Regions from separate parts of the Homo sapiens genome. Here region 2 is linked to region 1. Evidence: read pairs that join two places in POLR2A ChIA-PET (ENCODE). Cell type or tissue: PC-9. All regions are shown on one strand. Links, peaks and the distances in the headings refer to the core of each region. The heading gives the core; the rest is flanking DNA.

Region 1 (16,431 bases), core at 6,047-11,046:
TAAGCCCAGGAGGTCGAGGCTGCAGTGAGCCAAGATCATGCCATTGCACTCTAGCCTGGGTGACAGAACAGGACCCTGTCTCAAAACACACACACACACACACACACACACACACACCCTTTCTTTTAAATCTTTGATTTGGAATACTCAGACTTGCTTTCTTCTTTATCTTGTCCTTCTTTACAAGCTCCTCTTCTTAATTGCCCCATAATTATGGACCTCTCCCATCTGAGCATTGACTTCTATCCTTCTCCCTTCAGAGACAGTAACTACCACTTGTAAGATGCTGACTCCCAAATCAAGTTCCAACTTCTGCTTCTCTTCCCCAAATTTCAGACTACATTTCCAACTGTCTGCTGGTCACTTGCACTTACATCTCAGTTATCTCGTAGCTGAAGTCAATCACATGCTTCTTATGTGCATAAAGAGCAACAATACTTGGCGTGTGTATGGCACTGCACGGGGTCCTTTCTCATCCACAGTTCACACACTCATCTGTCACCATGTCTTATTGGGGATCAGGCTTGTTTTCCTGCAAGGCCTGTAGTCCTCACTTCTTCCCATCACTGCACATCTCCCAGCTCACTGCATCCTCCCAGCCAGTCTGGCCCAGGACTGCTACCTCTTCCACAAGCTCCTCACACAAAACCTTTCCCTCTTTCCCTCCAAGCCCAATCCTTCAGGCATGTGTGTGAGAAATTGTGTGTGTACATATGTGTGACAGCTCATGTGAGTATGCATTGGGAGTGTGCATGACAGCGCAAGTGTGTGTGTGAGTGCATGTGAGTGTGCATTAGTGCAGGTAAATGTGAGTGTAAGAACACGTGTAAGAGCACATAAGAGCATGTGTCTACCTGCTCAGAACAATGACACAACTTTGCAGCCTTGAAACAAGTAAAGAATATTGCTTAAAAAACAACAATACAGCACTTTGGGAGGCCGAGGCGGGCGGATCACGAGGTCAGGAGATCGAGACCATCCCGGCTAAAACGGTGAAACCCCGTCTCTACTAAAAATACAAAAAATTAGCCGGGCGTAGTGGCGGGCGCCTGTAGTCCCAGCTACTTGGGAGGCTGAGGCAGGAGAATGGCGTGAACCCGGGAGGCGGAGCTTGCAGTGAGCCGAGATCCCGCCACTGCACTCCAGCCTGGGCGACAGAGCGAGACTCCGTCTCAAAAAAAAAAAAAAAAAAAAAAAAACAAAAAAACAAACAACAATAACAATCACTTCCAGAAAACAAGAAAAGAGCTTTTAGAAACTAATAATGATAGCAAAGAAAAAAAACCTCAACACTAGGATTAGAGAACATAGCCGAGGAAGTCATGTGTGGGTTTTCCCCACAAAAAGAATAAAAAGTCAGAGACACAGGATATAGGAAAAAAAAAATTAGAAAAATGAAACTAGTGATCAAATATCTGAATAACTGAAGAACTAGAGAACAAAGAAAATAAAGGAAAGCAGATAACCAGAAAGAATTTAAGGAAATTTCTTAAATTCTGATATGAAAGACATGAATCTTCAGCTTTAAAGGCCGAGCAAGTACCAGCACAAGGTTAAACTCGAGCAAACTCCTTGTTCTACTCTTTCCCCACTTCTCACTATTGCACTCGACTTGTCATATCAAAAGCACAATCAGGGTCAGGCATGGTGCCCACATCTATAATCTGAACACTTTAAGAGGCCAAGATGGGAGGACGGCTTGAACCCAGGAGTTCAAGACCAGCCTAGGCAACATATCAAGGCCTCATCTCTACTTTAGCTAGGCATGGTGGCACATGCCTATGGTCCCAGCTCCTCAGGGGACTGAGGTGAGAGGATTGCTTGAGCCCAGGAGGTCGAGGCTACAGTGAGCCATGATTGCACCACTGCAATACAGCCTGCGTGATAGAGCAAGACCAATCTTAAAAAAAAAAAAAAATTTACATCAACTTCCTAAGGGTCAAACTGTAAGCTAGAAGAAAATGGAGGAATGCAGGGAATATTTCCAACCTTAAGTTCTACAGATTCAAACTATCGATCAAACATAAAGATAGAAAAAAAGCATTTTCAGGCATGTGGCAGGGTAACAAGCTCATCCTGGTTTGTCCAGGATTTTCCTGGCTTCAGCAGCATTAGTCTCACATCCTGGGAATTCCCTCAGTCCTAGGTAAACTATTTACCCAGATATAACCTGGTTAAAAAAAAAAAAACCTAAAATTCACATGTCCCAATAATCTCTCAATCCCAGGCAAATCAAGGAAGTTGGTGACCCCTGATGAGGTCTCAAAAACTTTCTGTGTCATGGTCACTTTCTAGCGAGGTTACTAGAGGATTCTGTCAACTGAATCATGAGATTTAACAAAAAGTAAGGACTGTAGCTCACATCATCCTCAATGGTGAAACACTAGACATTTTCCCCGATGAATGGAATAAGACAAGGGTGCCTACTCTCACTATTTCTATTCAACTTTGTACTAGAAGTTCTAGCCAGGGGAGTTAAGCAAGAAAATAAATAGTATCCAGATGAGAAGAAAAAAGTAAAATTATCTGTTTGCAAATGAAAAGATCTTGTATATAGAAAATCCTAAGGAATCCACTAAAAACTATGCATTAATAAACAAATTTAGCAAAGCTGCAGGTTACAAGATCACTATACAAAAATCTATTGTATTCCTATAAACTAGCAATGAACAATCTGAAAATGAAATTAAGAAATATTCCATCTACAATAGACTCAAAAAAGAATAAAATACTTAGGAATACATGTTTTAAACTACGAAACTAATGGGAAAACATATTTGTAAATTATATATGTAATACAGGACTTGTATGTAGACTACATAAAGATGGTTAAAGAGTTTGAATAGTTATTTCTCCAAAGATATACAAATAGCCAATAACGCACATGAAAAAATACACATTTTTAGTTACTAGAAAATGCACATGGAAACTACAATGAGATCCCACTTCATGCCCACTAGAATAGCCACAATCAAAAAAAATAGATAAGTTTTGGCAAGGATGTGAAGGAATTGGAATCCCCATAGATTGCTGGTGTACAATGGTGGAACTGCTTTGGAAAACAGCCTGGCACTTCCTCAAAAGGTTAAACATACAGTTTAACAGGACCCAGCATTTATACTCCTAGGTATATACCTAAGACAAATGAACATATATGTCTACACAAAAGCTTGTATACAAATGTTCATAGCACTATTCCTCATAATAGCAATCCAACTGTCCACCAACCGATGAATAAACAAAATGAAGTATGTCCATACAATAAAATATTATTCTGTCAGTAAAAGGAATGAAGTACTGATAAATGCTACAACATGGATGAATCCTGAAAACACTCCATTAAGTGAGAAAAGCCAGACACAAAGGCCACATAATGTATTATTCCATTTATATGAAATGTCAGAATTGGCAAATCTACAAAGGCAAAGTAGACTGGTAATTGCCTAGGGCTGGGAGGTTTGAGAGAAAATGAGGAGTGAATGCTAATGCATACAAAGTTCTTTTTCAGGTAATAAAAATGTTCTGGGGCCAGACATGGTGGCTCACACCTGTAAACTCAGCACTTTGGGAGGCTGAGGCAGGTGGATCACCTGAGGTCAGAAGTTTGTGACTAGCCTGACCAACATGGTGAAACCCCGTCTCTATTAAATACAAAAAATTAGCCAGGCATGGTGAGCATGCCTGTAATTCCAGCTACTTGGGAGGCTGAGGCAGGAGAATCACTTGAACCTGGGAGGCGGAGGTTGCAGTGAGCTGAGATTGTGAAATTGCACTCCAGCCTGCGCAACAAGAGCGAAACTCTGTCTCGGGGGAAAAAAAAAGTTCTGGAATTAGATAATAGTGGTAGTTATACAACCTTGTAAATATGTGAAAAGCACTGAATTGTACATGTTAAAGTACAAATTTTAAGATACGTGAACTATATCTCAAGTTTTTAAAACCGTACATGTGTCTGGTATGGTGTGCCATGTGCACTTGGTGTGATGTGTGTGCATGCATACAAGCATGTGTATGAGCCTGGAGAAAGGTGTGCAAGGACACATCTCAGTATACTGACACTGGCTGCAGGATTAGACGGGGAGTGCTGTGTGTGTGTGTGTGTGTGTGTGTGTGTGTGTGTGTGTGTGTGGTGATGTGTATGCATACATACAAGCATGTGTATGAGCCTGGAGAAAGGTGTGCAAGGACATCTCACAGTATATTGACAATGGCTGCAGGATTATAAAGAAGAAATTCCTTTCAACAATGTTGTGTTGTTTTGGGAGTATTATTAGTTTTGGAGTTTTAAAAATTTATTCCTAAGTATTTTTTTATATATATTCTATTGTAGATGGATTTTTCTTAATTTTTTCTTTTTTTTTTTTTTGAGACAGGGCCTCACTTGGTTGCCCAGGCTGAGTGCAGTGGCACGATCATGGCCCACTGTAGCCTTGACCTACAGGGCTCAAGCAATTCTCCCATCTCGGCCCCCTGAATAGCTGGGACTATAGGCATGCACCACCATGCCTGGCTAATTTTTCAAGACGGGATCTCACTATGTTGCCCAGGCTGGTCTGGAACTCCTGGGCTCATGCAATCCTTCTGCCTCGGCCTCTTGAAGTGTTGGGATTACAGGAATAAGCCACCATGCCTAGACCTGTGGTCATGTATTTTCTAATATTATAATTGTCTAATAAAGAACTAGCAAATATAATTGTTTTAATCAGAAGAAAATTGAACAAGGTAATAATAGTGATAGAACTGGATAATTCTATTTTCCAAATTTTCCAAATTACTTTTGTAATTAATTAAACAACTGCTTTCCTAACTGTCACACATCTATAACATATGGTGGAGAAGAAGATACCATTGCTAAAAGCAACACAAACATTAACTGTATGGCTACTAATGGATCTGAGGACACATGAGATTTGTATATAATTCTTGAGGGCAACTTTCTGTAACTGAATTTAATGACAGAAAAAAGGAAGCCACCAACAATAGAATGATATGCTTCCTTTTAACAGGAAAATTTAACGAGAACAAAACTGATCATACTCTTCAAGTTAATATGGAGTTTTAACATAATATCAATTAAAGTCCCCAAGTGGTATAATACAAAACTTGATCAAGTCACAGTGGAATTCATTTTAAAGAAATCAAACAATATTAAAGAACAGTCTTGAGCCCTTTAGTAGACAATGGAATGGTATATTTAGCCTACAACATTAAAGCAGAGAGAAATTTCTAAAATCTAACATAAAGAAAATCACTGAAGGCAGTATCGATGTGGTAAAATCCCCACACTAAATTCAGTGAATCAACTGATAGAAGAAAAGCAGTGAATAAGAAAATGTGAGGATTTGTAAAACTACAGAAGGATAATATCCAGACTCCCATCAATGAGTAAGTGGAGTTAATGAGTTAACAAAGTAGGAAATAACAACAGTAAATCACTGTGTAGAAAATGTAATCTTTCTATAAATAAAGAAATGCAAAGTAAACTATAAGCTATCATCATAACTGTTTAACTAAAATTTTAAAACATATTTCTTACCTGGTATGACTAAGTACGGCCTGCCCTAGGAAGGAAAGCATATAAGGCCATTATGAACATGCTCTACTGCATTAGCAGGAAGTGGGCAGCTACCACAAGACTCCAAATAGTATGCCAGACTCTACCACGTGCCCTTTTTAAAAACCCACCAGCATATATAATACTTACCAACACCAAAACTAGACTAACCAAGAAAAAAAAAATTTACCACTGACTACATCTGGGGTTTTAAGCCACCTGAGGTTCTAAACCTATTTATGTCACTATTTCCCCCTCAAAAAAATAAACAGCTATCTCAAAAACGTAATATGAAGATATGAATGAAATTAAGATGAAAAGGATAGGATGCTTTAATTTGGGGGGAAAGAAAGAGAAAACAAAAGTTTAAACCCTGGATCCAGTACTAACTCTAACCTATACTAAATTTCACAAATACTATAAAACATTACTCCAAATGAATTAACTCTACACTAGTCAACACTTGGCAAAAACGCTTTTTTGCAAAATCTGCATTAAAGGATTTTAGTTTTCCTCCATTGGAAAATCTTTCATTATTTTTAAAAATGTATTTGAACGGTGTGATAATTCTTTTCTCCTACCACATATCCTAGGTAGTCCTAGACAACAGGCCTAAAAACCCGACGGGTTCAACTCTGCTTATCTCAAAACGCTCCTTCAAGACTATACCCCTCCCAAGGGGATTCTCTGGACACAACTCAAATGCTTTCTTCTATCTCCTTGCCTTCCAGGAATCCCTTCCTCCCTTCTCCTGGCTTCTTCGGCCCTGCACCCATGAAGGCCAGCACAGGCATCACCTTCTCCAGGAAGTATTTCTGACATTCCAGAAAATGGGTCTGGACCCTTCCTCTGCATTCATCACATGGGATTGCAACAGTTTGTCCAAGCTCCCCCTAAACTGTGAGCCCCTTGAGCATCTCCCACTCTATATGTCTGACTGCTAGAACAGAGCCTGAAACATCATAGAAGGTATGCCACATATACATGGGATGGGAGGATAGAAGGGCAAGCTGCATATGAAGAGAAGTCTTCTCTTAAAATCAGTGTGATCTGCAACAGGAAAAGGCTGTCTCCCTGTGGGGGGAGGCACACTCATAAAGACTAAATCATTTCCTGCCTGTTAGGGATGCTATGGGAAGGACAGAAAAGCTACCATGATTGAGTCAGCCGCAGACACATGGTACAATCTGACCTATACCATTGAAAGTGAAGGAGCCTTTGAAGAAGCACCAAAGAGAGAGAGAAAGGAGTCTTTCACCAGCCATGTGACATGCAGAATGGCCACACCTCAGCCATAATGGTTGAAAGGGGGAGGAAACAAAGAAACAGAAAGTTTGGGATCCGGGCCCTAACCCAGACTGTGTGAAAGCTCATTTTCTCAAATGCCAGAAATGCTTCCTAGAGAAGGTGGTGCCTGTGCTGGCCTTCATGGGTGCAGGGCCACAGAAGCCAAGGAGAAGGGAGGAAGGGGTCCTGGAAGGCAAGGAGGTGGACCGTGTAAAAGCTGTCCACAGTTGGGATGGACACAGTTGGGATGGGACAGTGTTCAAGTGCCTGGCTCCGTGGTAAATAAAATCAGGGCTCACATGATTCAGGTGCATAGGCAGGTGGTCCCTGAACCCAGGTAGTCTCCCCAAGAGATGTTCTGAGGCAGTCCACAAATATAGCACATGCAAAGCATATTATCAAACTCAGAGGACTTCCACTGCTCTGAGATAGGAATTATCAGGGACATGTACACACACACTCTCTCTCTCTCTCTCATATATACACACATACAGAAAGAGAAAAAGAAATGCGTATTACCTCTCTATCTTTAAGAATATTTAAGGTAACTTTAGTCAAGGAGCTGGGTACATTTTGCTTACAAACAACATTTCATGAATTGCTATGAAATTTTATAGAAGCCTAATTTCCAGGGCTCGAGTTACAGTTACTGAACAAATGTAACCATAATGTGTGCCACTAGCATCTCAACCACATAATTACCCAGAAAAAATTAACAGATACATAACTTATACTCTAAAATCCCCTAATGACCACATGTTCAGAAAATGTTCCTAAATAGGAAAACACTGACCAATATTATTAGCTTAACTTTTCAGGGAATAAAGACATCATAAAGCAGATTATTCCAACTTTTCAAATATGAATGAAAACAGAAAACTCCTACTTGATCAGCAGCTCTCAAAGGGAGGGTAGGCCCTGCCTCCTGGGAGTTTGGGAGTGTGTGGGCAGCGTTAGGTGTCCTTGGGGCAGTCAATGGGCACTGTCCCCTGCCCTGCATTACCTTCACACATCCCATTAGACATGCAGGTAGACAGAAGCTGTTTAACATTCTTCTGAGCCTGTAACCTAACTCAATTTTAGATAAAAACCCAAATAATTTTTTGCATGCTTTTATTATATCATGAATTTTCCAGGAATACAACATGTCTGATTCTGGCCTTTACTAAAATGTAATTGCCTTTTTGAAAATACTCATCACCAAAGCAACACTGCCTGTGTATTCTGGGTTACCAATCAAGACACAACCAGGCTGTGTGTGTGTGTGTGTGTGTGTGTGTGTGTGTGTGTGTGTGTGTATACACAAAGATACAAAAGATTTATAGTATCTTTTGCATTGTATGAGTGCCCATGGCCCTCATGAGATAGCTGCTGGCACTGAATATATGACACTAAGCGAAGGCTACACATGCAGCCTGGGTGTGTCTTGACCCCGATAGGGTCAGGAGGCAGAGATGCCCAGAAACCCTAGCCCGCTCTAGTTTGTCTTTGTGAGTATCAAGGGACAATGTGGTTAGGGTATAACAATGGAATGACCTCCTGCCCCTCCCCAAAAACACATATGTAACTCCACTCACTTGAACCTAAGTGGCATTGAACCCAGAGAGAAGGAGAGTTGGACACTTGGTTTGGGAGGACAAGCTGGTGACACCCACAGAGGGCACGGAGCCTGCCATCCCTGAGAACTAGCAGCTGACATAGTCCATGCCCAGCCAAGCCACCAACAATGTCTAGAGACCAACTTTGGAAAACTGATGCAGCATCCAGACAGGCTAACAGGAACCTCAAATTTAAAAGTTAATACACAGCTGAGTATCCCCAAACCCTGAGAAAAGGGCAACAAATTCTACACCTAAAGAAGTGATGCTGCAGAACACAGAGTTAGTAAAGACACAAGACTTAAAAACAGGCACAATCAACAGCCTCCAAGTGGTGTGAGAGGATATTACACTCATAAGAATCAACCAGCAATCTTAAACATTAAAAACTGGAATCACTAAATTAAAATAAATAAATAAAAGGTGAGCCCAAGAACAATTGTTATCTCTGGGAGAATACTGGGCTTGAGGGATGATCAAAGGGGTCTTGAGTTTTATCTATTTACAAAAGGAATGTATTTTTACTAAATAAAAAAAAAATCAACGGACATTTTCAAAGAAATATATTTTCTGGATGAAATGGGAATTTAGTACTTCTACAACTTCACAAGCAGTATGAGGGACCAAAAGAATCATTTCCTGGCCGGGCACAGTGGCTCACGCCTGTGATCCCAGCACTTTGGGAGGCTGCGGCAGGTGGATCATCTGAGGTTAGGAGTTCGAGACCAGCCTGACCAATATGGTGAAACCCCGTCTCTACTAAAAATACAAAAATTAGCCAGGCGTGGTGGTGCACGCCTGTAGTCCCAGCTACTTGGGAGGCTGAGACAGGAGAATTGCTTGAACCCGAGAGGAAGAGGTTGCAGTGAGCCAAGATCATGCCACTGCACTCCAGCCTGGGTTAAAGAGCAAGACCCCATCTCAAAAAAAAAAAAAAAAGAAAAAGAAAACGAAGCAAGAATCGTTTCCCAAATTAACTTCCTCCAAATAACAGTCCCTCAAAGTGACAGCAGGCCAACTAGAAAGAAAAAGAGCGCCACAGTCCCATTAATTTGAGTTAAATTACGTTTTTTTCATTTCACGGCCTCTGGGTTAGAACACAATATAGCACAGACAAATCATACACCCATGTCTCAGAAAACATCAGGCAGAGAAATGTACCTTGACTAGATCAACAATTTTTTTTTTTTGGTGGAGTCTTGCTGTGTCACCCAGTGCAATGGCACAATCTCGGCTCATTGCAACCTCCACCTCTCAGACTCAAGCAATCCTCCCACCTCAGCCTCCTGAGTAACTGGGATTACAGGCATGTACCACCAAACCCAGCTAATTTTTGTATTTTTAGTAGAGACAGGGTTTCACCACATTGGCCAGGCTGGTCTCGAGCTCTTGGCCTCAAGTAATCTGCCCGCCTTGGCCTCCCAAAGGGCTAGGATTACAGGTGTGAGACACCATGCCCGGCCCACCAAATCTTTACATAAGCTTCAATTTTTTCTTATTCTATGGACCAATACCCTTTTAGAAGGAGCGTTATCCCCATTCCAGCTTTTAGATTAAGACACCCAACAATACTGGCATTTAGTACAGAATCTCAACCCTCTTTTCCTTATTCTAAATTCCCTCCTCTTACAGTGCCAAAAACAATAACCCACATCCATCCCAGGGGCCGAGCCGAGGGCAGGGCTCAGGGAAGTGGCAGGGGAGCAGAAGGGCCCAAACGAAGGTGTAAACAGAAGCTGACACATGTGCTCTGCTCCACCTCAGCAGCACCAGTTCAAACACCTATGCTTTGCTCTCCGCCCTGTGCCCTAGACCCCACACGAGCATGGGACATCCCCAGGACATTTCCAGAGAGCATTTTAAATTTCCTTAATCTTAATGTTTTTTACATGTATTTTCTAATTTTCCTCTATATTACTATAAAGAAACTTTTAGTGATTTTAAAAATCTCACAGTCATCTCACATCATTCTCCCGTAATTCCACCAGAAATGAGGCTGAGAGAATACAGACAGCCACAGCACAGTTCACACAGTAAAACATCAACACCTTAAGGCCTGTCCACATGAAGTGGGAAACTTCTGAACAGCCGTTAGAGAACACAGCAGACACCCACTGAGACTGATGTGGATGAGCAGTGTATACAGCCACTATCATCTGTGGAAAGGTTAAAACTGAAAAAGTAGAGAATGTGGGACATTAATCGTGGAGGCCATGGGCACAGGGAGAACTCTCTGCACTTCCTGCTCAATTTTGCTGTGAACCTAAAGTCAGTCTAAAAATAAACTGTATTAACCAAAAAAGAAAAAAGTAAGAAGACAGGCATAGATAAGTATGCTTGTATTTTCATAGACTATCTCCTGACCGGTACACCAGACACTGGTAACAGCAGCCACTTAGGGTAGAGTGGATAAACACAGTCACCTCACTGTGTAGAGCAGAACAGAGCCACAGACAGGGCCGTGAGTGAGAAGACCACCAAAGTTCTACTATACACCCCACCGTACTTCTCAAATTGTTTTTGATATATGCATACAGCATTTTTCAAAACACCAGTTAAAAAAAATAAAGAAAAACTTTTACGGAAAAATAGGAAGTTCCAGGGTAAAAGGGGTGCAAGAGAGTCAAATCTAAATAAAAGCTAGAGCAGCAAAATCACAGATGCTTGGCCCCAAAGATACAAAGCTGACCTCGTGAATGCATACTTTTGGGAAAGAAATGACCAGTGAACCCAGGACCATGGAAGCCTGGGTGGCACAGCCACCCAACATGAGACATCTCAGTGGTATAAGCCAGATGCTTGCTGCCAGGAGCCAGCACTGCACCAATGTAAAGCTCACAATGGCCCCTAGAAGCAGGGACAGCCACCCAGGGCCAACTTGAGAAGGAAAAAAGCTAAAAAACAAGGAAAAAGTTGAAGAATCCTCATCCCATCCCCTGAGCCACCCTAAATTGGAAAATACTCAGCAGACACAAAAAGCCTCTCAAGAGGACACTGCCAACCCACTCGGGCAAGGGATCATACCCATATGCCCTGAACACTTCTGGGGCCACCATGCCTGGTTTCCTTTCTTACTCAGAACTCAGGGAGGTATGTACATGGGGTTTATTGCTTGTTTTCCTTGGAGAGAGAAACAGTTTTCTGTTTTTCTTACTTAAGACCCAGTACAGTCAGCAGGGCCCCAAAGGCCTCAGGAAGGAGGCTGCTAGTCACCACACCAATCTGTGAAGTGCTCATCCTGCCAGCCACTCTGGTACCAGGCTCAGCCATGTGGTTCTGGGCTCAGCCATGCTGCCTTCAAAAATTAGGGGAAACAAAAGGTCTGGAAGTTTGTTCTCCTAGGAGAACTTGAGCATCCAAAGTGACATTTCTCCTGCTTTATTCAGCTTTTCACTAGGGACACTTGGATAATGCTAAGTGTTTTCTAGGTCACAGCTAGTCCTACCTACCCACTTATTGGGAAGCTCTAGCAGCAGCAGAATAGAAAGCTCTGGGTGAGCCTGCAAAGCAGGAGGCATGCTAGTGGGCAGGAGGGAGAAAGTGTGCAAACACCCCCGCTTCCCATGAATCACTAGGTCACAAAGCCCCACCGGGTGAGGGAACGTGTGACCCACTCAGACTGCTGTTTCAGACTCTGCTATGAGGGTCATGGGAAGAGAGCACTGGCCCTCCTTGGGAGAAGATTCTGGTCCAAATCTATGGTGTGGCTCAGCTATCAGCAGTGAAGATTGAGGGGCACTGACTGGTTTCTTTCCCCACATTCACCCTCACCAGCCCCCCGTGGTGAAGAAGGTTGGGTGTCACTTCCTCCAACCTCTGCAGGGCAGAGTGTGCTGCTATTACAGGGCCTGCTGAACCAGCATCTCACCCCTACTGAAGAATGGGTCAATAAAGATAGAAAAGTTATGACAGAAAAGGAGGGAAGGAAGGAGAGTCCCTTCCAATGGTCCTCACAATAATACCACCCACAGAGATCGGTGTGAAATTTTGCTTTCAGAAGTAGAATGTGCCCAGACAGAATCAGAACTGCTCATTTAACATGGGAACGGCGAAGCGCCCACTCCAAGACTTCTGCTAGTGGGTGGCCAGAAAGAAGCCATCCTCTCTCCCTTCCTGACTCAAATTGTACAACTGCTCAAAGGAAGAAAAAGAAGCCAGAGGTTCCTCTGCATCAGCCAGAGGCCAATCACCCTGATCCAGGCTGCCAAGTTAGAACCCAAGCTCCCAGATCAAGGGACAAGTCAGAGGTGGAGCTCTTTGATCAAGGGGCAGGTCAGAGATCAAGGTCCCCATTGAGGCCCGGCAGGGACGAGGCAAAAGACTGGGGCAGGCTGGCAATCTTAAACCCCATTTGCCCCAAGCCCCTAAAAAAAAAAAGTATTCCATAAATACTTGCTGAATCCAAGAACCAAACCTAGTACTTAGCTTATACTGAAAGCTTTAATTATACTATCTCATTTAATCCTTACAACAGCCCTTTAATTGTTATCACCCTATTGTATATAAGAAAAAAACTAAGACCTCAGTAAAAAAAAAAAAAAGAAAAGAAAAGGCTCTCTTCCTCGGCGCTGCCTACGGAGGTGGCAGCCATCTCCTCCTCGGCATCATGGCCGCCCTCAGACCCCTTGTGAAGCCCAAGATCGTCAAAAAGAGAACCAAGAAGTTCATCCAGCACCAGTCAGACCAATATGTCAAAATTAAGCGTAACTGGCGGAAACCCAGAGGCACTGACAACAGGGTTCGTAGAAGATTCAAGGGCCAGATCTTGATGCCCAACATTGGTTATGGGAGCAACAAAAAAACAAAGCACATGCTGCCCAGTGGCTTCCGGAAGTTCCTGGTCCACAACATCAAGGAGCTGGAAGTGCTGCTGATGTGCAACAAATCTTACTGTGCCGAGATCGCTCACAATGTTTCCTCCAAGAACCGCAAAGCCATCGTGGAAACAGCTGCCCAACTGGCCATCAGAGTCACCAACCCCAATGCCAGGCTGCGCAGCGAAGAAAATGAGTAGACAGCTCGTGTGCACGTTTTCTGTTTAAATAAATGTAAAAACTGCAAAAAAAAAAAAAAAAAAAAAGAAAAGAAAACTAAGGCCCAGGGAGACGAAAGAATTTGTTTGTTCAATGCCAGACAGCTTATCAGTGTCAGAGCTAGCAACTGAATGCCCGGTCTCTAGACTCCAAGATTCATACTCTTATTCCATAACATAATTTTTTTAAAAGGGGGAAAAAGACTAGAATCAGGAAGTAAAAAGATAAATGTAACAGTTTCAGAGATTAAAGGAGCAAACCACAAGGCAAGAGACAGGTATCCTCCTTGCTCATCCACTGGGAGAGTCTAGAAGCCTGACACCACAGCACCAACTAACACAGCAGGCCCAGCTCTTGGCTTGTAATCTCAATCTCTTATCAAAACCCAAGGACTTCTTGGAGAAAGGGTCCATTCCACAGCCAGGGCAGGAGAAGAATTCAAACCTGGAACTTCCTGTAGTGTACAAGAAAATAAAGAAGTGCTCGAAAAATGATGCAAACATGTTAACAGGAAAAGTCAACTGCAAGAGGCCACTTGAGCAATTAAACAATAGTAATGGACCATAACCTATGGAATAACTATCCATGAATACACACTGACATACACCAAGAACTAATAAATAAGTAGAGGAGAAAGAAAAGCTCTTCCTTACAGCATGTGAAACTTACAGTCCTTACAGTCCATTTGTTTTGGACTGAGCTCCTGCATAAGGCCCCAGCACACCAGACCAAACCAGAATAGAGACAATCAAAATGAACTTTAAAAAGGGCCAGTTTTCAAACAAACAAACCAAAAAAAAAAAAAAAAAAAAAAAAAACAGGAGATTTCAGTCAACTTGAGTCAGCAGGTAAGGAAGACCCCTTACCTGTTTCAACCCTATGAGGAAGTGACTTTGAAACGACCCATCTGCTTTTTGTTCTCTGTGTCTGCTTTTCTCAGCCCTTTTCTGCCTATAAAACCTACCTCCTTTGGTCAGCTCATGGGAATACTCATTCTATTTTACAGAATGAGATGTTGCCCAATTCTAGAAACACAAATGCCAACTAGATCTTTAAACTAAATTTGTTATAATTTTGTCTTTTGACAAGTATAATTCTAAATAATAAATGGAGAGAGAATGATAAAAATAGAAAATCATTTAGCAAACAGTACAGTAATAATTGTTTCAGGCAAGAATAATCAGTGGTTGCTAAGATTAATGGTAAAGGTATGCTGAGAAACAAGATATTTATCTAGTCTCAAAGTTATCTCCCCACAAGATACTTATTAATTACAAAAAGGAACACAGTAACTCCACAGTGGAAGAAATGTGCAGCCATCCATTCAGCCAAATGATCACAGTTATGATCACAATTAACATCAGAAGGAATGGGACAAATCCTGGCATGACACACTAAGGGCCCACCATGGTATTCTTCTGTGGCATTCTTGCCAAAAACATATAACACGAATACAGTCATAAGGAAGCATCAGACAAAACTATAATGAGGGACATTCCACGAAAAAAAAAAATGGCAATGAAGGAAAAAAAAAAGGACCAGTTCTCTTTAACTGTCAAGGTCATGAAAAGACTAAGAAACTGTCACTGTCCCAGATAAAGGAGACTGAAGAGAGACACAACCACGAATACAATGACAATAACAAATTGAACCCTGAGCCAAGGATAAAGGACATGATTCAACAGGCAGAATTTAAACAAGGTCTACAGATGAGCTAATGGTAATCCCTCATTATAAAAGACTCTAACATTTGGTGAAGCTGGGTGAAGAGCATATGTGAGAATTCTTCGCATGACTTCTGCAATTTTTTTTGGTAGATATGAATTATCTAAAATTCAAAGATTTTTTTAAAAGACCAAAAAATAAACAGACATTAACAGTTATATGAGAGAGAGAATATGCTAGTCTTTGGTTAGCTAAGAACACTGACTCCATACCACAGCAGCCAGCAGCCAGACCACAGATCTGACCCTCACTCTTCAGAATCCCACAGCTGCTATTTTAAAGACCAGATAACAGGCTCCAAATCTGATTTCTCAGCTCACAGAACTCACAGCCAAGTCATTTGAGATGACTTATTCCAGAGGGTCTCAAAGCAAATCCTATAGGACAGAGCTGCCTACACGCCCAGGCTCGGTTTAAGGTCCCCCCAATGTTAGCCTCTCACTCAGATGCTGCTTCCACAGCAAATTCCTTGGCTTAATTAAAGGAGATACAAAAACTCAGGTCACTCCAACTACCTCACAGCGTGGCTCAGAGAGCACAAGGCCTGCGTGGACCGGGCTCTGCATAGTCCTGGGCATCTGTAACTCAGGGGCTGCAAGGGAAGCAACCCATGAGGGAAGGGAAAGAAGGGCAAGAGCACAAACAACAAAACCAGAAGGGGCAGCTGACAGCCTGACGGCTCAGCACAATGTCTGGAAGACAGAGAAGTGGCCTCAGGACTCTACTAGCAAGTTTAACTTTTAACTATTTTTATTTATCTTTACTTTGACCAAACCAAAACAAGAGTTCAAACTACTACCAAGTTCAAAGTACAACTCTGAGTTGCCCTAAGAAGACAGAGAACATACACAAATGTGAAAATATGAGAAAAACTAAATGTTACTGAAGAGTGGCATTCATGAGATATGTTAAAATTCAAAGGTTGATCATCTTCAATGTGACTTTTAACTTCAATCATTATTTGTTCAGCTGTTTACTGAGTACCAACTACGTGCCAGGCAGTAGAATCCACAATGAACAAAGTTCCTGCCTTGCATGGTGACGACAAATGGTACCCAACAAGTAGATATGCAGTTGTCCCTTGGTATTCACAGAGTGCTGGTTCCAAGAACCCTAAGGATACCAAAATCCAACGATGCTCAAGTCCCTGATATCCTGATATCAAATGGTATAGTATTTGCATATGCACGTCCTCATGTATACTTTAAATCATCTTTAGCTTTATAATAGTTAA
Region 2 (10,121 bases), core at 5,122-10,121, 83 kb after region 1:
AATCAATAGAAGTGTGTGTGGCTGTGGCCTACCCCAGGACACCCGGCCCAGGTGCCTGAGACCAGCCACGACCTCTGGCCTGAGGGCACCTTTTCCAATGCATACCATGGTACCTCATGGGTTACTGATGGCCCTACGGCCCCTGGCACAGAAACAAGAAGCAAAACATAGCAAATATAAATATGTACTCTGCCAATCGGGCTCCTCTGTCAGACTTAAAGCAAGAGTGTGGCAGGGAGCTCCCACATGTCAAGAAATCTGCAGAAAGACAGAGTGGACTCGGGGTTGAAGGGCCAGCGATGGCCACGCACAAACCTGCAGCCATGAGCAGGAACTCTGACCAAAGGAAATGGCGGCCGGACGAGGGGCAGAGATAATCATCTGGGCGGCCCCAGGCCAGAGCCGTAGGAATAGCTACCTCTGGTCCTTCAGGACCAGCTGTATGCCCGGCCAGGTTCCCAGGAGGCCATGGCAGCCCAGCCCCAGCCCCAGCCCACTCCTCGCTTGGGCCCCACCATGGACTCACTTGGCACAGTACAGAAAATGGTCCTTCCAGTCGACTTGGGAGGTCTGCCCCATCAGTGTCTGGTTGGCTGTGAGCAGCAGGAGCGTGCGGTTGTTCTGGAAATACTGCAGGAGGCTGTTGATGCAGCAGTCGTAGAGACTGGTATTGTCCGGATTGAGGGGGGCGTAGCAGATGTCCTGCAGGGAGATGTTGCGCTGTGCTTCGGGCGACCATACCTGGAGGTGCCGCAGCCTCTCCTGCAGCTCTAGCAGCTCCAGCAGCAAGTCCAGGTCCAGGATTCCGCTGAAGTTCTTGGGCCCCAGCAGCAGAGAGTCATACCTGTAGCTGGACCGGTTAGGAGCCGTCAGGATCACCTGGTTGGTTCGGAAGAAGGGGCCGAAATGCTGGTCATGGAAAGCTTTCTCACTCCGGGCTTGGCTGTTGGGGGCCGACCACAGCTCCACGGGGTCCGTAGTGAGTTCTGTAAAGACCAGGCCCGCTGCCAAGGCCACCACCGGGATGACAGATAGCACCAAGATGGTCAGAGGCCACGAAGCCACCCACGTGCCCCAGCCCTGGAAGAACTGGCCAAGGAGGGTGTGGGTGGAGAAGCTGAGCTTGTCAGAGAGGCTGGTGCCCTTCTTGGGGTCCACCATCTTGCTTTTGTCCCTGGCGGGGGCCACACGGAATCCCACAAGCAGGATGGTGACCACAGCGAAGACAGAGCAGAGGATGATGATGAGGACCAGACTGCCCGGCATCTGGCCCAGGTAGAAGGTGGAGTCGAGGGCCTGGGGGCGGGCTATGGCAGGACAGGATGCAGCACAGTCTTGGCAGGAGCAGGTCGCCACGTCGTCACCTTGGGACTCATTGCAACGTGCAACCCCCTCATTCAGAGGCTGAATCCCACTCCCCACGGCCTGGCCAGGCTCCAAGAGGTGGAAGGTGATGTCCAGTGGGGCCAGACCATTGCCTGTGTCTCCCTGGAAGTTGAGCCAGCGCTGGGCATTGCAAAGGGCAGAGCCATACACGCCACACATGGTGCCCACAGCCAGCGTGGCAGCTGCAGGGACGCGCACACGGCTGCAGGAGTCATAGCTCTGCTCGGCAAAGCTATGCTGGTAGAAGGCCTCATAGGCCACCACAGCTGGGAGTTGTCCAGCCCCTAGCTGGGCCACGCGGGTCACATTGATGAAGAGGCTCTGATTGGGGCTGCACGTGTTGTGGCAGTGCAGGTTCACAAAATTGTCAGAGCAGGCTGGGCAGCGGGTGAGGAGGGCCTTGGTGATCGACAGACTCGCTTCCAGTGATACCAGCTGCTTGGCGGAGCAGCAGGCTTGGGTGTTGGGGCCGGTGTAGAGGCGGGGGCAGATCTTCTGTAATAGGATCAGGTGATCACCTGTGATCTTGCGGGCCGGCGTGTTGGACAGGCAGGACACGTTGGAGAGTGTCATGAGGCTTCCAGACAGCTCTGGGTTCTTCCCACATTCGTCATAGAAGGCGCAGTAGCCAGGCTGGTGGATGGTTGTGTAAGGCTCACTCTGGGCCTGCAGAGCACAGCAACATCACGCGTGGGCCCTGACACAGCTGGGTGCCATCCAGGCAGCAGGCAGCCAGGGAGGGTGTGAGGGTAAGAAGGACATGGAGCAGGGGCAGGGAAGCGGGGAGTGTGGGGAGTAGGAAGCCTCCTGGAGGCATGTGCCAGCCAGCCAGTGTTGGAGTGACAACACTGGCCTTTCTTCCTGGGGGTGGCCTGATAGACCTGCAGCTTAGGAAAGTCATGCTGGAGAGGCCAGAGATGGGTAAGGAGGCAAAGCTGACTCCAAGGTCCCGGGCTCTGCCCACGTCAAAGTCAGCCTGAGTCCCCACACTGTACACCACATCCAGAGGCCAGGGTCTCTCATGGAGAGTCTGTTCAGGAGGCCCCCCGACTCCCACCACCACTACCACCACCTGCTTGAGGCCAAAAGCTGTCACCCACCTCCCAGACACAAAGTAAGCGAGGAACTTAAGAGGTGCCAGCGCTGGATCTTCTCCCAGCCTCCAGAGTGCTCAGTCCTCCCTAGGTGATGCTCACCAGGTAACCCCATCCCAGCACCTCCTTGCCTCAGACCTCCCTCAACTGCAGGCCTGGACCCCACAGTAGGGCCAGTGACAGGAGGGACTTGGAGCACCCCAGTCCAGCAGCCTCTTTCACCCCTGTGTGCATTCAAGCCTGTAACCTGGAAACCCTCCACCTGCACCCCTCCTCTGTGGGGCCTGGCATCCCTCATGTGTCCAGAGACTTGCCCAGCCCGCAGGCCCTGAGGCTCCCTTGCTGTCACCCAGTAACGCTCGCCTGGTACACGGCTGGCCCCAGGGTCCCTAACTGGAGGCCGCAGGGGAGGTGGAGCCAAGCCCTGGGACTCACCAAGCGCAGGAGCAGGGCCCACAGCAGCCAGCCCCTCAGGCCGGCCTCCGCCATCCCAGGTCTGGGAAGGGGTCAGCGGGGAGCCAGGCCAGGCCTCAGGAACAGCCAAGGGCTGAACACACATTAAGGCAGCCTCCTCCCCTTCGATGACAACCCTGGCCTGACTGGGTTAGGGACCAATGAGGCTGAGCCCTGCTGGTTAATGATCCACCACTCCCACTGTTTGGCCCCAGTCCACAGGCCCCCGCTTTAGATGAGCCTCATCACGCAGGTGCTAGGGTCTCCACTCACTTCCCAAAGCGACCGAAGCCAGAGGGCTGAGTCAGCTAGGGGAGAGACCACGCTATTAGCCCCTAACACTGCTGGAGTTGGTGCCAGGGCCTGGAGGCACAGATGGGACCAGGCACTGGCTGGGACCCGGCCTCAGGAGCTCAGCATGGCCGAGGAACCTCCGCACCCTCCCTGGCTCAGCCTCAGACCCCAGCTCTGCCCTACCCCCTCTTGGGACCAGGGCCAGCAATGGGCTCAGAGGAACCCTCTGCACTGTCATCCCTAGCAACTGTTGTTAATTAATATTAACAGCCTGATAACGGAGGGGCAGGCAGGGTGGAGTGACGCAGTGACAAAAGTCCCCTCCTCCAGGAAGCAAAGGGAAAGAACAGCTCACTCTAGGGCCTGACAGTTGACAGAGACCCCAGATAGTGGAAGACTCTCCTTTGCTCACTTTGCTCTTCATCCCCTCTTCCCCCCGACCTTCTCCCTCTTGTCCCTTGCCCAGGCCTGTCCCACCGGTCACCCCTAGCAAGGGACAGAGCATGGCTGGGAGCCTTGAGCAGCAGCCCTGCTCCACCTGGGCCCAGGGGTGTGGTACACACTTTCTGCTCCCTCCTGATAGGAATCTTCAAGGCCTACCTTGGGTTCTCACTATCACCAGGATGGGCCATGACCTTTACCCCCATTTGGTAATGGGCCCCCATTACCAAAGCTGAGCTGCAGATAAGGGCAGCTTGTTGGGAACATCTCCTGCGTGGCCACCTACTGGAGACAGCTGCAGGAAGGGACCTGTCTCTAGTGTTCTGTGGACCCCTGCCTGATTCACAGGGGAGCCACCCAGCCTCATGCAGGAGAAGACAGAGGCTGAGAGGAAGGGGGCCAAGGCAGGGTCAGGCTGACCCCTAAGTTCTCAAGACAGCCATAGTGGAGAGGAAGACAGTCAGCAGCCAAGGACCTGCCCCTGTGAGTGACAGCTCCATCCAGCACCTTCCCAGCACTGCTCCCAAGTCCCTGGCCGGCAGAGGCGGACACCCCACCACCCATGAAGCTGCCTCTCTAGGTCCTCTGTTCCCGGTGTTGTCATCTAGTTCCTCCAGAAACAGATCCTGAAACAAGGATCCCAGTGCAAAGAGTTTATTGGGGAGATGACCCCAGATGACAGCAGTCGGTGAATGGGGAATGAGCCAGGGGATGGAAGAAAGCTGACCAGAATGCATCCAAGAGCTTGCTCCTGCCCCCAGGGACCTCCGGGAACTGGTGGGGACGTGCCCAAGAAGGTCCCCTCCAAGGAATAAGGACACAGACAGCTTTCCACCACATTCATCTGTCACTGGTAGAGGACATTCCTGGAAGATTTCGCCCCAGCACGTGGCGGGCACCTTCAGTGTCAAAGGGCCTTAGGCAGGGCCGTGGGCACTTGCGACAAGAAGACACTGTCGGCATGCACAGAGCTGTGTCAGAACAAAGATATGAAAGGCCCACCCTGCCTTTCATATGTTTCTTCCCATGGGGGCTGTCTAGGCTAAGCCCCTGGAGCCCAGCTGTGCCCAGTCTAGCACCACAGAGAGATAGAGTCCAGCTATGTGGTCTCCTGGGGTCATTTGTGAAACACACGCAGCATAACAGCGGCACAATCCGGCTCGGAATGACAGTGAAAATTTCACACCCGATCTCCCAACCCAGCTGCCGGTGCCTCTGGACACACGTGCCGAGCTGTAACCATATGATATGTACATGCATCCTGCTTTTTCTCTTGACTTTTCACATAAATCCTCCCTGTTGCCTTCAATCTCTGATCAGCACGTCCGTGACTAGGTTATGGTCCACAGAACGCGTGGATCTTCTCCTCTTCTGGTGCTGACTGTCGAGCCGGTTCCCAATAGTTCATTTTTGATAAATAAGTTTCTGGTTGACTTCTTTGCACCTAACAATGTTTCCTCCTTCTTTGAATTTATTTCCTTAAAACAAGTTCCCCTAGATGAGATTTGTGAGTCAGAGTACAATGTTTACCATTCTTTTTTTTTTTTTTTTTTTTTTGAGACAGAGTCTCACTCTGTTGCCAGGCTGGAGTGCAGTGGCGCAATCTCGGCTCACTGCAACTTCTGCCTCTTGGGTTCAAATGATTCTCCTGCCTCAGCCTCCCGAGTAGCTGGGACTACAGGCATGTGCCACCATGCCTGGTTCATTTTTGTATTTTTAGTAGAGACAGGGTTTGACCATGTTAGCCAGGATGGTCTCGATCTCCTGATCTCGTGATCCGCCTGCCTCGGCCTCCCAAAGTGCTGGGATTACAGGCATGAGCCACCAGCCCCGGCCCAATGTTTACGACTCTTACGTGGACAGCTCATTTCTTTCCTCAGGCTAATCTAGGATTTATTGGGTAATTATCAGATTCTCAGTTATTGGAATTTGGTGAAGGGTTGATGCCAGTCTTGGGTAATGAAGACTCGGTGATTTCCCGAGGGCCGTGACTCTTACCACTGACATGGGCAACTCGCAAAGGCACCATCTTCCCACAGTCTCACCTTCATCGTGTATTATGTTTGTCATTAGAACTTACTAATTTAATGACTGCCAGATAATACCTCATTTTCCACTTTCTATTGGTATTAGTAAGATTGATATTATAAGTTTGATGTTAGAATCATAAGACAGGTCTGAAATGTGGCTACTCTGAGAAGGTCCCGAGAGGGGCCCAGAGCTGTGCCAGTTCACTGAGGGAGCAGCCGGGGGTGAGGCAGCCATCAGCAGAGCAGCCCTTTGTTGCTGGCTCCGGGGTGACACCTGGCAGAGGCTGCCCCAGGTGAGTCATGTACAGACAAGCCCTGGAGACATGAGGATCACTCACTGAAATAAGCCAGGCACAGAAAGACAAACTTCATGTGTTTTCACTCATTTATAGGAGCTAAAAATGAAAACAAACGCATGGCAATAGACAGTAGGTAGAACGATGGTTACCAGAGGCTGGGAAGAGTAGTGGGGAGGTAGGGGGAAGCGGAGATGGTTGGTGGGTACAAAAATATAATTAGATAGAATGAATAAGAGCTGGTATTTGATAGCATAACAGGGTAATTACAATCAGCAGTACATTTTAAAATAACTAAAAGGGTGTAATTAAAATGTTTGTAACAGAGAAGTGACAAATGCTTGAGGTGACGGTCACTCCATTTACAACCTGATGTGATTATGACACATTGTATATCTGTATCAAAATATCTGATGTACCCCATAAATATATAATCTACTGTGTACTCATAAAAATTAAATTAAAAAAAATCACTCGCTGACTTGCTGTTCTGCATCCCAACAGCATTCAAAGAATTTGGGGATCTGGGCTGAGAGGAAGGTAGGTGAAATTGCTAAGCCAGTCACCTGACCTGGGCCACAGGTACCTTGGCTGGATATGTGTACAACACTCTAACTGGTACAGATGTAAGTAATCACATCCCCTACTTCTCGCTCTTTGGGGTAACGAGCCTGCCGGTGGCCCCTTTGTCTTTCTTGCCATCAGAACCTGCACTCTTTGGTGAAGGATTGTGTCCACTGCTCAGGTGAGAGAGGCTCTCCCTGTTCTCCCAGACCCCTTTGCAGCTAGCAGGGGCCCTGTGATCCCCGTGGGAAGGCTTTTTCTTCCCTCATGAAAGGGGAGGTATGCAGCTGGCATGATATTCTAGCCTTCCCCACTTTTCGCCACACTAGACAGATGGAAGGTCTAGAGCTGTAGCAACCATCTTGTGGTCCTGAAGCATTGAACGCGAGGAAAAAGTCGAGATGCAAAAAATGCCATTGGAAATGACATCAGCAAAATGGTGGCCTAGGAAGCTCCAAGCTCTCATTTCCAAACTGAAACACTGAATAAACAAGCCAAACTGTCAGAACCAACTTTGTTGTCACTCTAGAAAACAAAGGCCTACAGCAACCAGGCAAACACTCAATTTAAAAAAGGCCATCTTCAAAACAGTAGCAAAGTTTTGTGGTGTTTTTACTTAGTCTTGCCCCACCCCTTCCCCAGCATGGCAGCAGTCTTGGTCTTTTTTTTTTTTTTTTCTTTTTGAAGCAGGGTCTCATTCTGTAGCCCAGGCTGGAATGTATTGGTACAATCATGGCTTACTGCAGCCTCAAACTCCTGGGCTCAAGCAATCCTCCAACCTCCGTCTCCTGAGAAGCTAGAATTACATGTATGTGCCACCACACCCAGCTAGTGTTTTAAATTGTTTGTAGAGATAGGGTCTCACTATGTTGTCTGGGCTGGTCTCAAACTCCTGGCCTCAAGTGATCCTCCTGCCTTGGCCTCCCAAAGTGTTGGGATTACAGGCGTGAGCCACTGCACTCAGTCAACAGTTTTGGAATTGAGACAACAGTAGTACAGTTCTCAGCTCCCTCCTCCAAAGAGAGCAGGCCTTATTTGCAAACTATTACGTGCATCTGTTCTTGTCTGGGGGATCCTGGAAGAACTGATGCAAGATGCTGTATCTCTTACCTAAAATCAGGACATTGCTCAGAAAAGATGCCTGGGGCAAGAGGTTATAGGTAGAGACATGCCATAGACCATTTTAAACCCAGAGGAGAAGCTTAGACAATTTGGATATTCAGCAGCAACTCGTGGGCGCAGTGGCTTACATCTGTAACCCCAACACTTGCGGATGCTGAAGCAGGCAGATTGCTTGAGCCCAGGAGTTTGAGACCAGTCTGGACAACATAGCAAGACCCTGTCTCTACAAAAAATTTAAAAATTAGCTGGGGGTGGTGGCATGCAACTGTAGTCCCAGCTACTTGGGAGGCTGAAGCGGGAGGATTGCTTTAGCCCAGAAGTTTGAGACTGCAGTGAGCCATGATTGTGCCACTGCACTACAGCCAGTGCAGTAGAGCAAGTCTCTGTCTTAAAATATATATATGTACATAAATTTTTAAAGCAGCTTTGAGCCAAGCACAGTGGCTCATGCCTGTAATCCCAATGCTTTTGGAGGCCAAGGTGGGAGGATCACTTGAGGCCAGGAGTTTGAGACCAGCCTGGGCAATAATTGCAAGACCCCCATCTCTACAAAAAATAAAATGTAAAAAAAGTTAGCTGGCATGGTGGCATGTACCTGTAGTCCCAGCTATTTGGGAGGCTGAGGTGGGAGGATCATCTGAGTTTAGGGGTTTGAGGCTGCAGTAAGCCATACCGCACCATTGCACTCCAGGCTGGACATTGACTCAAAAGAAAAAAAAAAAGAAGAAGAAGAAGCCGCCAGGTGCAGTGGCTCATGCCTGTAATCACAGCAGTTTGGAAGACCAAGGCAAGAGGACTGCTTGAGGCCAGGAGTTTGAGACAAGCCTGGCCAAGGTAGTGAGAGCCTGTCTCTACAACAAAATAGAAAAGCAGGCTGGGCATGGTGGCTCACACCTGTAATCTCAGCAATTTGGGAGGTTGAGGTGGGAAGATCCTGCCCTGATCCCAGGAGTTTGAAACCAGCCTGGGAAACATGATGAGACCCTGTCTCTACAAAAAAATAAATAATTGGAAGGGGCCAAGATGGCCGAATAGGAACAGTTCCCATCTGCAGCTTCCAGTGAGACCAGTGCAGAAGGTGGGTGATTTCTGCATTTCCAACTGAGGTACCCAGTTCATCTCATTGGGACTGGTTCGGCAGTGGGTCCAACCCACAGAGGATGAGCAGAAAAAAATAAATAATTAGACGGAGGTTAGGCACCTGCTGTCCCAGCTACTTGGAAGAGACACAGGAAGATCACTTGAGCCCTCAAGGTTAAGGCTGCTGTGAGCTATGTTCACACAAGGACAGGATGGGGAGGGGAGGGGAGGAGAGGGGGAGGGAGGGGGAAGGGAAGGAGGGAGGGAGAGAAGGAAAGAGAGAGAGAAAAAGAAAGAGAAAAAGAAAAAGAAAGAAAGAAGAGGAAAGAAAAAAGCAAAAGAAAAAAGGAAAGGAAGGAAGGAAGGGAGGGTGGCAGGGAGGAGACAGAGAGAGAGAAAGAGAAAGAAAGAAAGAAAGAAAGAAAGAAAGAAAGAAAGAAAGAAAGAAAGAAAGAAAGAAAGAAAGAAAGAAAAGAAGAAAGAAGAGGAAAGAAAAAAGCAAAAGAAAAAAGGAAAGGAAGGAAGGAAAGAAGGAAGGAAGGGAGGGAGGAGAGAGAGAGAAAGAAAGAAAGAAAGAAAGAAAGAAAAAGAAAGGAAAGAAAGAAAGAAGAAAGAAAAGGAAAGAAAGAGAGAGAAAAGAAAAGAGAAAAGAAAGGAGGAAGGGAAAGGAAGGGGAGAGGAGAAAAGGGAAGGGAAGGGAAACTTAGCTGGGCATGGTGGTGCATTCCTGTAGTCCCAGCCACTCGAGAAACAGAAACAAGAAGATCACCTGAGCCCAGGAGTTCAAGGCTGCAGTGAGCCATGATCATGTCACTGCACACCAGCCTAGACGACAGAGTGAGATCCAACTCAAACAAAAATAAAACGGCTATGTATACAGGAAATTGAGAATGCCGCATGCATGTACAAGGCAAAACACATGTTCAGAAAAGCCCTGAAACTTTTGTCGCAGGCTGATCCTAGGCTCAGAACAAGCCTAGCTAAGTGTTAAAAGAGTCCCAACCCCAATTTGCAAAAGATAGGAGAGGTATGCTTGTGTGTGTACGTGTGTGTGTGTGTGTGTGTGTGTGTGTGTGTGTTGGTGTTGTTTTTTAGCTCCTGGCATTCAAGGAAATCTCTGTCAAAACACTGGCTAAACACAAGCTGAAGAAACAGACACTTTGGTGACCACAAAAAAACAATGAATAGTCTTTGCAAAAATAGCTTGGGAAAGTATAAAAACAAACATTACTACAGTCTTCAGAAATTAAAAAAAAATGCTGAGGAAGAGAGAGAATCTGATTTCCAGACTTATCACATTATAATAGTCAAATGTCCAGTTTTCAACAGCAACAGCAAAATCACAAGTCAGACAAATGGGA

Evidence for each region. Peaks named below come from ENCODE experiments on the same cell type or tissue, not always from the same donor. Only the 100,000 strongest peaks of a DNase experiment are listed, where the experiment ranks them.
Region 2: POLR2A ChIA-PET joins it to region 1 with 22 read pairs; 3 of 35 experiments call an interaction of 5 or more read pairs at or near these places.

Annotation. Positions count from the first base shown.
Region 1 is chr7:44,454,852-44,471,282 of GRCh38, forward strand. The region is part of intron 2 of NUDCD3 (NudC domain containing 3); the gene reads right to left. It also overlaps the pseudogene RPL32P18. Among named protein-coding and RNA genes, the nearest start is that of NUDCD3, 28 kb to the right of the region's middle. In PC-9, for the core only: CTCF peaks have their summits at 8,679 and 8,889; no DNase peak of the experiment used is centred there.
Region 2 is chr7:44,538,291-44,548,411 of GRCh38, forward strand. NPC1L1 (NPC1 like intracellular cholesterol transporter 1) reads right to left here and starts at 3,040. Exons shown (of 19, transcript NM_001101648.2): 1 at 2,916-3,040; 2 at 527-2,052. The coding sequence starts at 2,969. RefSeq lists an enhancer at 1,712-2,333. In PC-9, for the core only: no CTCF peak of the experiment used is centred there; DNase peaks (open chromatin) are centred at 5,141, 5,591, 5,981 and 7,651; H3K4me3 peaks cover 1,054 bases; H3K27ac peaks cover 2,901 bases.